Regions from separate parts of the Homo sapiens genome. Here region 2 is linked to region 1. Evidence: chromatin loops called from intact Hi-C (ENCODE). Cell type or tissue: B cell. All regions are shown on one strand.

Region 1 (4,000 bases):
AGCTTGGTCTGTCTCAGTCCTCATATTCTTCAATTCCTGCCAAGCCGACCAAGTCAGCTTCTTGCTTCAAAATGCAATGGCTAGCAGCTGCTGGCCTTTGCCATGTCTCAGGTCCTTGGCTGTTGCCTCCATCCTTTTCTGTTTCTGTACATTCATCCTTCTAATTCCCTTTTCTGTTTGCATCTCACACACTGATCCCTCTCAAGCCTAGCCAGCCCTCTTGCCCTGGCCTAGCTTGTCCTCTTCCACAACCATGTCCACAACCATTTCTACATCCACATCCTTTCACAAATCCAGTCTCTCTTTCTACCATGGCAGCAGCCAACAAATCAGCCTTTTTCTTAGCTTTGGCATTGCCTGTTCCTTGGTTTCCTCCTCTCAATTAACAAACACCATGGTAGCCACTTGAATAAGCTGGGTGATATTCATACCTTCAAACCCTTCCAACTTCTGAAGCTTTCATCTGATACCACCTTGTGCCTGGCCCACAAATGCCCTGTTAATCATGCACTGGTTCCCTACAGCCTCTAGGTCAAATGGAGTGTGAAGGCAGTATGCTTCACAGAGCCTTTCATAAAATTTACTATGACTGTCATCAGCCTTCTGGTGAACCTCTGAGACCTTTCCCATATTCATTGTCTTTTTTCCTCCTGCCTTTATTCCGTTAAGGAGTGCCTTTCAATACCATTGCAGGTTTTGTAACCCTTCTGCCTGGTTTTGTCTCCGGTGCATACTGCTTGACATTGTTTGTGCCTTCTGGTTCATTGCTTTCTAACAACTGGAGGGCCACTTGTGCCACTCTACGACATTCCTCCATATTGAATAATGCTAAAAGAAGTTGTTGACAATCAGGCCAGGTAGGGTTATGAGTCAGAAAGATGGACCACATCAAGTCTGTAAGGGCCTGGGGCTTCTCCGTATAGGAGGGTGTATTCTGTTTCCAGTTTAGGTCAGTGGTGGAGAAAGGCTAGTAAACAAAAAGACCCTGCCCTCCTCGGATTTGACCTTGTTCATCATGATAAATATAACCTTGTGTCTCCCCGAGAGGCATCTGCAAAGCTTGGATGCAGCCTGATCTCATTATCCTGAGGTTCTTCCTTAGTCTTTACAGACAGGGGCTCTAACTCTTCCCTGCCAGGTGAAACCTTAAATCACTCTCCTCTGAGCTTTATTCCTCTAGGACCACTTGTTTGGCATCCTGCCTTAGCCTTGCCAGAGATGGATATATTGGGACATAGAGAGGTGGAATTTTCCTCTCCTCAGGTCGGGCTTGCAAAACAGGCTTTTTCTGTTCTCCTCGTGGCTTTTTCTTTTTTTCTACAGTCTCTTTGGACACTTTTACTGTGTGTAATTTGGCACAGGTTACCAAGGTATTACAGTAGTTTTCAAAACAGACTTGCAGATACTTGGGGCGATTTTCAATGACCCTCAGCCAGGAGTCAACGTATGGGAACTGATCGGGGTGCCCAGATTGTTCTCCGGTTCCAGTTACTACCCTAAACACACGGCCAATTATCTCCCTATCTATTGTTCCTTCAGTCGGCCACCTGACATTAAAAAAAGGCCAATCCATTTCACAGAGAGTTCTCAATCTCTGAGAGTCAATTTAACTTCATTAATCTCCATTAAAACCTTTCTTGAAATTTTTCAACATATACTCCAATGCAGTAGCCTTCGAAGCATTTCCTTCCATCTCCAGCCTTGAGAGGCGCATTTGCTGTCACTTTCACTCCTGGACTGACCAGACGGGGTCCTATTACGGGAAGTCTGGGGGTTGCTTAGCCAGGAGAATACCTTAATCCTGTCACAGCCAGCTGCAGCCGTGAAGCAGCTCCTATTGGCTGTATGCAATGCCCTAGATCTGGCTCGTCCCACACTCGCTTTGGAACACACAGTCTGTGCTAAGAGATCTGTGTCTCCCCACGTCACATCCCGAGTTGGCCTCTGCTCAGACCGTCTCTTTCACATACTTTCACACACCTCCCCATTTCCCGTACTGGCCTTTAGTTAAAGCAGCGAGCCCCCGCCACTTTCAGTTTCCTTGAATCTCCTCTGTTCTCTCTCTTTCTTTAGTTAAAGCTGCGAGCCCCTCTTGCCACTTTCATTTCCTTTTTCCGACCGACCTATAAGCCTCTCTCGCATTCGATGTCGGTTGGAGCATGAGTTTCATCTGAATCAAGGGGCCTCTCTTGTTGTCCCCAGTCCCTCTGGGTCGGACTAGTTGTCTCACCCTGGGAGGTGATCACGCTCCCTGGGGACGGGTCCTGCCTTAAGGCTCAGACCCTTACTGCAGTTCATATGTCTGCACAGAGCTCCTGACACTGTCCAGCAATCTCCTTTGCCGGTTCTGTTGCGCTGTCAGGAAGGGCACCAGGACAGAGGAGGACCAATTCCCTTATGGGCTGAAGTCCTCCCGTGGTGCCGAGGGGTTCAGGTCTCCCCTCTTCTGGGGCCTCAGTCCCACAGGCAAAGGATACAGAAATCTGCTGTCTCCAGTTCCCAGGTTTTGGTACCAGATGAAGTGGGATTTAAAGAATCAGAGAGACCGGACAGAGTGCAGAAAAGTGCTTAAGGTGTACACCGGCCCAGCAGACATGTGTCCTAAAGACTGAGCCCAGACAAAGAAAATGAGTTAATTTTGGTCTTCTATATATAACTTCTTAAAATAGAAGTGTACATTTTTGAAATACATTTTGTTTTCTCATGTTTTGATTTAATGCCATAAATTTACCTGTCAGCACTGCTTTTACCTTCATCTGATCTGAAGTATTGTATTTTCATGTTTATCCAGCTCAGTGTATTGTTTTATTTTCCTTGACAATTTTTTTTAAATCCTCTCGTTATTAAAGGATTCTTGTTTGACCCAAGGATTATCTTCCCAGTGTATGGAGATTCTCCTGTTTTTTTCTTTGTCTTACTGATTTCTACTTTAGTTGTATTGTGGTTGGGAAACACACTGGATTATTGTAAGTCTTTTATGTCTGTTGAGTTTTCTTTTATGGCACAGGAACCCTGAAAGCAATGTGTATTTGGCATTGGGTGGAACGTTCCATTAATGTTGATTCAATTCTTTTGGTTGATGGTGTTGCTGAGTCCTCTTCTTTGTTGGTTTTCTTTCAAGTTGTTCTGTAAATTGAGAAAGGATGTTGTCCTTTCCAACTGTAATTGTAGATTTGTCTTTTTCTTTTATATTTTTAGGTTTTACTTCACATATTTTCAGTTCTGTTTCTTGCTGCATGGACAGTACAGATTGTGGTTTCTTCTCGGTTACTAGTTTCATTTATCATTATATAATATCTTTTACATCATTGAAAATTTTCTTTTCTCTAGTCTACTTTATCTGGTGAATATGTCTATCCACTCCTGCTTTCTTCTAATGTCTGCATGATACATTTTTCTTTTTTACTTTTGAACTTTTCATCCTGTCTCTACTTTTATGTGAAAGTGAGTTTCTTATAGATAGTATACGTGTGGGGCATGTTTTAAAATTCACACTGCTAATCTCCATATTTTTGTTGTATTTACACTATTTAGAATAGTTTACTTTTTTTTGTTTGTTTTTTTTGTTGTTGTTGTTGTTGTTTTTTTTTTTTTTTTTTTTTTTTTTTGAGACGGAGTCTCGCTCTGTCGCCCAGGCTGGAGTGCAGTGGCATGATCTTGGCTCACTGCAAACTCCACCTTCTGAGTTAAAATGATTTTCTTCCCTCAGCCTCCTGAGTAGCTGGGACTACAGGTGCATGCCACCACGCCTGGTGGTGCATTTTTTTTTTTTTTGTATTTTTAGTAGAGACAGAGTTTCACCGTGTTAGCCAGGATGGTCTCGATCTCCTGACCTCGTGATCCTCTCACCTCAGCCTCCCAGAGTGCTGGGATTACAGGCATGAGCGAACCATCGCACCCAGCCTACATTTAATGTTAATTTTTGATATGTTCATTAGCTCTTCATTTTCTGTTTGCTGGTTTTATTTTGTTTTCTTTTCTCTTGAGTTTTTTTTTTTTT
Region 2 (4,000 bases), 72 kb before region 1:
CCTACAGTTGCTTTAATGTTTAGGCACTGCCCAACAAGAGTCCCGAGTTGGAAAGTAAATGAAAAAGAGAGAGATTCCCCTGTATGGAGCAGAAAGGAAAGAGAAAAATGAATCCCAAACTTTGGGTCTAGCTTTTCCTGAATTTTCTCCAGGCTGGCTCACCTAAATATGTTATTGGTGGAGGTTGTCCAGGTTCTTGGCATCTTGAACAAAGAACTGGATAAAATGCACAAACGAAGCAAGGAAGGAATGAAGGGATTTATTGAAAATGAAGGTGCACTCTACAGTGTGTGAGCAGGCCTAAGCACAGGAGCTCAAAGGCCCTGTTACAGAATTTTTGGGAGTTGAAGAGTTTAAATAGTCCCTAGAGTATTCTATTGGTTACTTGGTGTATGCTCTATGTAAATGGAAAGGATGAGGTATAGATACAAAGTCATTTACTCGGCATACGGCCTATGGAGAGGAAATTTCCTGTCATAGCTGAAGTGTGAATTGGCCTTATGTTTCCTGTCTCCAGATCCTATTTTTCTGCCTCAAAAGGAGAACATATATTTGAGGCTAGGCAGATCTTAGGTGTCAGGGTGCTGTGACTCCATTTTCCTCTGCTCATTGCCTTCCTCCTCTCCGTTGTTGAGAAGCTTTCATAGCTTCCTTTCCTCGGCACTCCAGATTCCAGCAGTCTGAGGGCCAACAAAAGACAGTCCCATTTGTCACAGTGGTTTCTAGGCATTAAAAAGACAGGTCAGGGGTGGTGGCTTACATTTGTAATCCCCATACTTTGAGAGGCCAAGGTGGGAGGATAGCTTTCAGGAGGAAGGGGGTATGGAAGCGTCTTGTCCAATCAGTCACCATTGCCCACTCCATGGCCAGAATCAGGGCCAAGAGTGGCTGAGGAGGTGATGTGGCTAGTTCCTTTTTTTTTTTTTTTGAGACAGAGTCTTGCTCTGTTGCCCAGGCTGGAGTGCAGTGGTGTGGTCTTGGCTCACTGCAAGCTCCATGCAGCTAGTTCCTTACATAGGTTGTATTGTTTTCCTTATTTCGAATATTGTCTTATAATCAGAAATCATTTGGGGTGATGTTTCATTTAGTTATTCTTCAGCTGAAATATGAGCTTTTCAATTCTTCAATTCTTCCTTGTTTCCGAGGTCTTCAAGTTTAGATCACTTTGCAGGGACACGGATGAAGCTGGAAACCATCATTCTCAGCAAACTAACACAAGAACAGAAAACCAAACACTGCATGTTATCACTCATAAACAGGAGTTGAACAATGAGAGCACATGGATACAGGGAGGGGAACACAATGGGGCGTGTCAGGGAGTTGGGGGCTAGGGGAGGGATAGCACTAGCAGAAATACCTAAAGCAAATGACGGGTTGATGGGTGCTGCAAACCACCGTGGCATATATATACCTCTGTAACAAACCTGCACATTCTGCACATGTACCCCGGAACTTAAAGTATTAAAAAAAAAGTTTGCGTATGTACCAGACACTACCACAAGGCACATTGAGTTTCAGGTGATTTGTATATTTGACATGCTTCACAAGTAAAGAACTTCCTCCTATATTTTTAAACACGTGTGGAAAGTTTTTTGTGGTAGATGGAAATCACAGAATCAAAAACAAAACAAAACAAAAGAACATGAATCAGAACGAAATAATGTTGTTAACTATTTTATTAAATCCCCTGGACAGATGGACTTGGAATCCAGGCCTAAATGGTGTGGGCATCTCATTTGGGCTCGGCTTCTGAAGTGTTACCCTCCCATATAATGGATGGTCATTTGCAGAGATTTTGCACACTTGCCATAGCACCTGGGCAGGCCTTCTCCAGTAGAGCACTCAGTATTTGGGGCTGCGTGATTCTCTGTAGTGGGGCCATCCTGGGCACTGCAGGGTGTTGAGCCTCATCCCCGGGCTCCACTCACCAGATGCCAGGACCACACATCCTCTCTTAGTTGCGACAACCAATAGTGTCTCCAGACATTGCATAATATCCCCCAAGGAGGCACAGTCACACCCCTGTTGAGAATCACTGCATCAGGGATAACACATTTTGTCAAGAATAAATGGCCTTTTTGTCCTGAATGCCGCAGCTGGGTTTGATACTCAGAACAGCGGTCACACCTAGTTCTTAACAACAGTTCGCCATGTTCTTCGCCGTTTGCCCACCATGGAATCATTCACCCCAGGCTCCCCGGCTCCGGGTCCCTGTTGCTTCCGCCGCGGCCCCCTGGCTGCTGAGAGCCAGCTGTTTATGCTCCACTTCCCGGAGCCCTTCCTGCCCAGAAAGTAGAGACTGTTCCCAGAACGCTCACCCGCGAGAGTTGATGGCTGTCCCTTGGGTTGCTTCCCCTGGATGGTGGTGTTCGACAGCCGACCCATAGAGTCCCTGTCCCTGACAGACGCCGTGACTCCTGACGTGGTGCAGACGCAGCAGCAGAAGTTCGGAGAGAAGCTCTCTCAGCAACAAGCCAGTGCAGCAGCCGCAGAGGCAGCAGCCATGGCAAAGGTGGCAACCATGACACCAGATGCCCTTTCCCAGCAAAATCCACCAAAGAATGGAGAGGCAACAGTAAATGGGGAAGAGAAAGGAGCACATGCAATCAGTGAGTGTGCAGGCTCTTGAAGTTCGTTGGGCTTCTCTGTGTTGATTCTTTTCTTCTAAATCTCGGCCAATCCGAATGCCTTCTTAAAGTCTGCTATCAGCGTCTTCGAAACTGCTCTCTAGTGTTTGCTTAAGATCAAGCCGGAAAAGCTTCCCCTTCCATTTTTTCAATCACAACCCTTCAACCTGCCCCTCTTTATTCTCATCTTCAACTTTAGGAAATCGCGTGCACTGCTAATCTGGGAACACTCCTATAACGCATGGTTATTGCCCATCATAAACAAAAGGGTTTAATTCGTGGACACGTTTGGTCTCAGCCTCTCGCCTTCCATGTTGAGTGTTTTTGGCCAAATTGTGGTATAATCGTTGAGCTCACGGTTTCTGCCGACTGCACTGGGCCCCAAACACTGGACATCAGGTTATTTAGTCTTTGCAAAATCCGAGAACATCATTCCCTGTTAGGTGATTGCCAGAGAGTACATGGCAAGTCAGTCAGTGAGTCTGAACTTCTATCCAGAGAACCTGCTCCACTTGTACATACTACTCCTCTATAAACCTGTAGAGATGCCACTTCAGCATGTATGTAAGTTCAGAGCATGCATATGTTCCATGCATGGTGCACTCGTGTGTGTGTGCACGTGCGTGCAGGCACGTTTGTGCACCAGCAAACAGATTTTTTTTTTTTGAGACAGTTTCACTCTTGTTGCCCAGGTTGGAGTGCAATGGCATGATCTCGGCTCACAGCAATCTCCACCTGCCAGGTTCAAGCGATTCTCCTGCCTCAGCCTCCCAAGTAGCTGGGATTACAGGCCTGTGCCACCACACTCAGCTAATTTTGTATTTTTTATTAGAGATGGGGTTTCTCCATGTTGATCAGGCTGGCCTCGAACTCCTGACCTTAGGTGATCCACCTGCCTCAGCCTCCCAAATTGCTAAGATTGCAGGCCTGAGCCACTGTGCCCGGTAAGGCCTGAGATCAAAGTGAGGGCAGAGATGGTTTTTTTCTTAGGTCTCTCTCCTTGGCTTGTAGATGCTGTCTTCTCCCCGTTTCCACACATGGTCGTACCTCTGTAGGTGTCTGTGTCCTAATCCCCTCTTTTCATGAGAACAGCAGTCGCGTTGGGTTAGGGTCGACTGTAGTGACCTCATTTTACACTGCTTAACCTTTGTGAAGTCCCTGTCTCCAAATATAGCCTTATTCTGAGATCCTAGAAATTGGGGCTTCAAGATACAAATTTTATGGGGACACAGTTTAACCCATAACAGTCGCGATAGGTAATGTGAAAACATGTGGAGTGCCACTCACACTATTTATGCAGAAACAGCTGGTGGCTAGATTTCATCCATGAGCTATAATTTGCTGGCCTCAATTACAAAGAGTAAATAATTGTT

What was found. Hi-C counts contacts between places; a loop is a spot of excess contacts. Peaks named below come from ENCODE experiments on the same cell type or tissue, not always from the same donor. Only the 100,000 strongest peaks of a DNase experiment are listed, where the experiment ranks them.
Region 2: it touches region 1 in a loop (8-fold over the local background); 1 of 110 quality-filtered maps calls a loop at or near these places.

Annotation. Positions count from the first base shown.
Region 1 is chrY:20,796,542-20,800,541 of GRCh38, forward strand. No RefSeq gene overlaps it. Among named protein-coding and RNA genes, the nearest start is that of RPS4Y2, 42 kb to the left of the region's middle. In B cell, no CTCF peak of the experiment used is centred here; DNase peaks (open chromatin) are centred at 2,070 and 3,140.
Region 2 is chrY:20,724,889-20,728,888 of GRCh38, forward strand. It overlaps the pseudogene TBL1YP1. Among named protein-coding and RNA genes, the nearest start is that of RPS4Y2, 29 kb to the right of the region's middle. In B cell, no CTCF peak of the experiment used is centred here; a DNase peak (open chromatin) is centred at 1,513.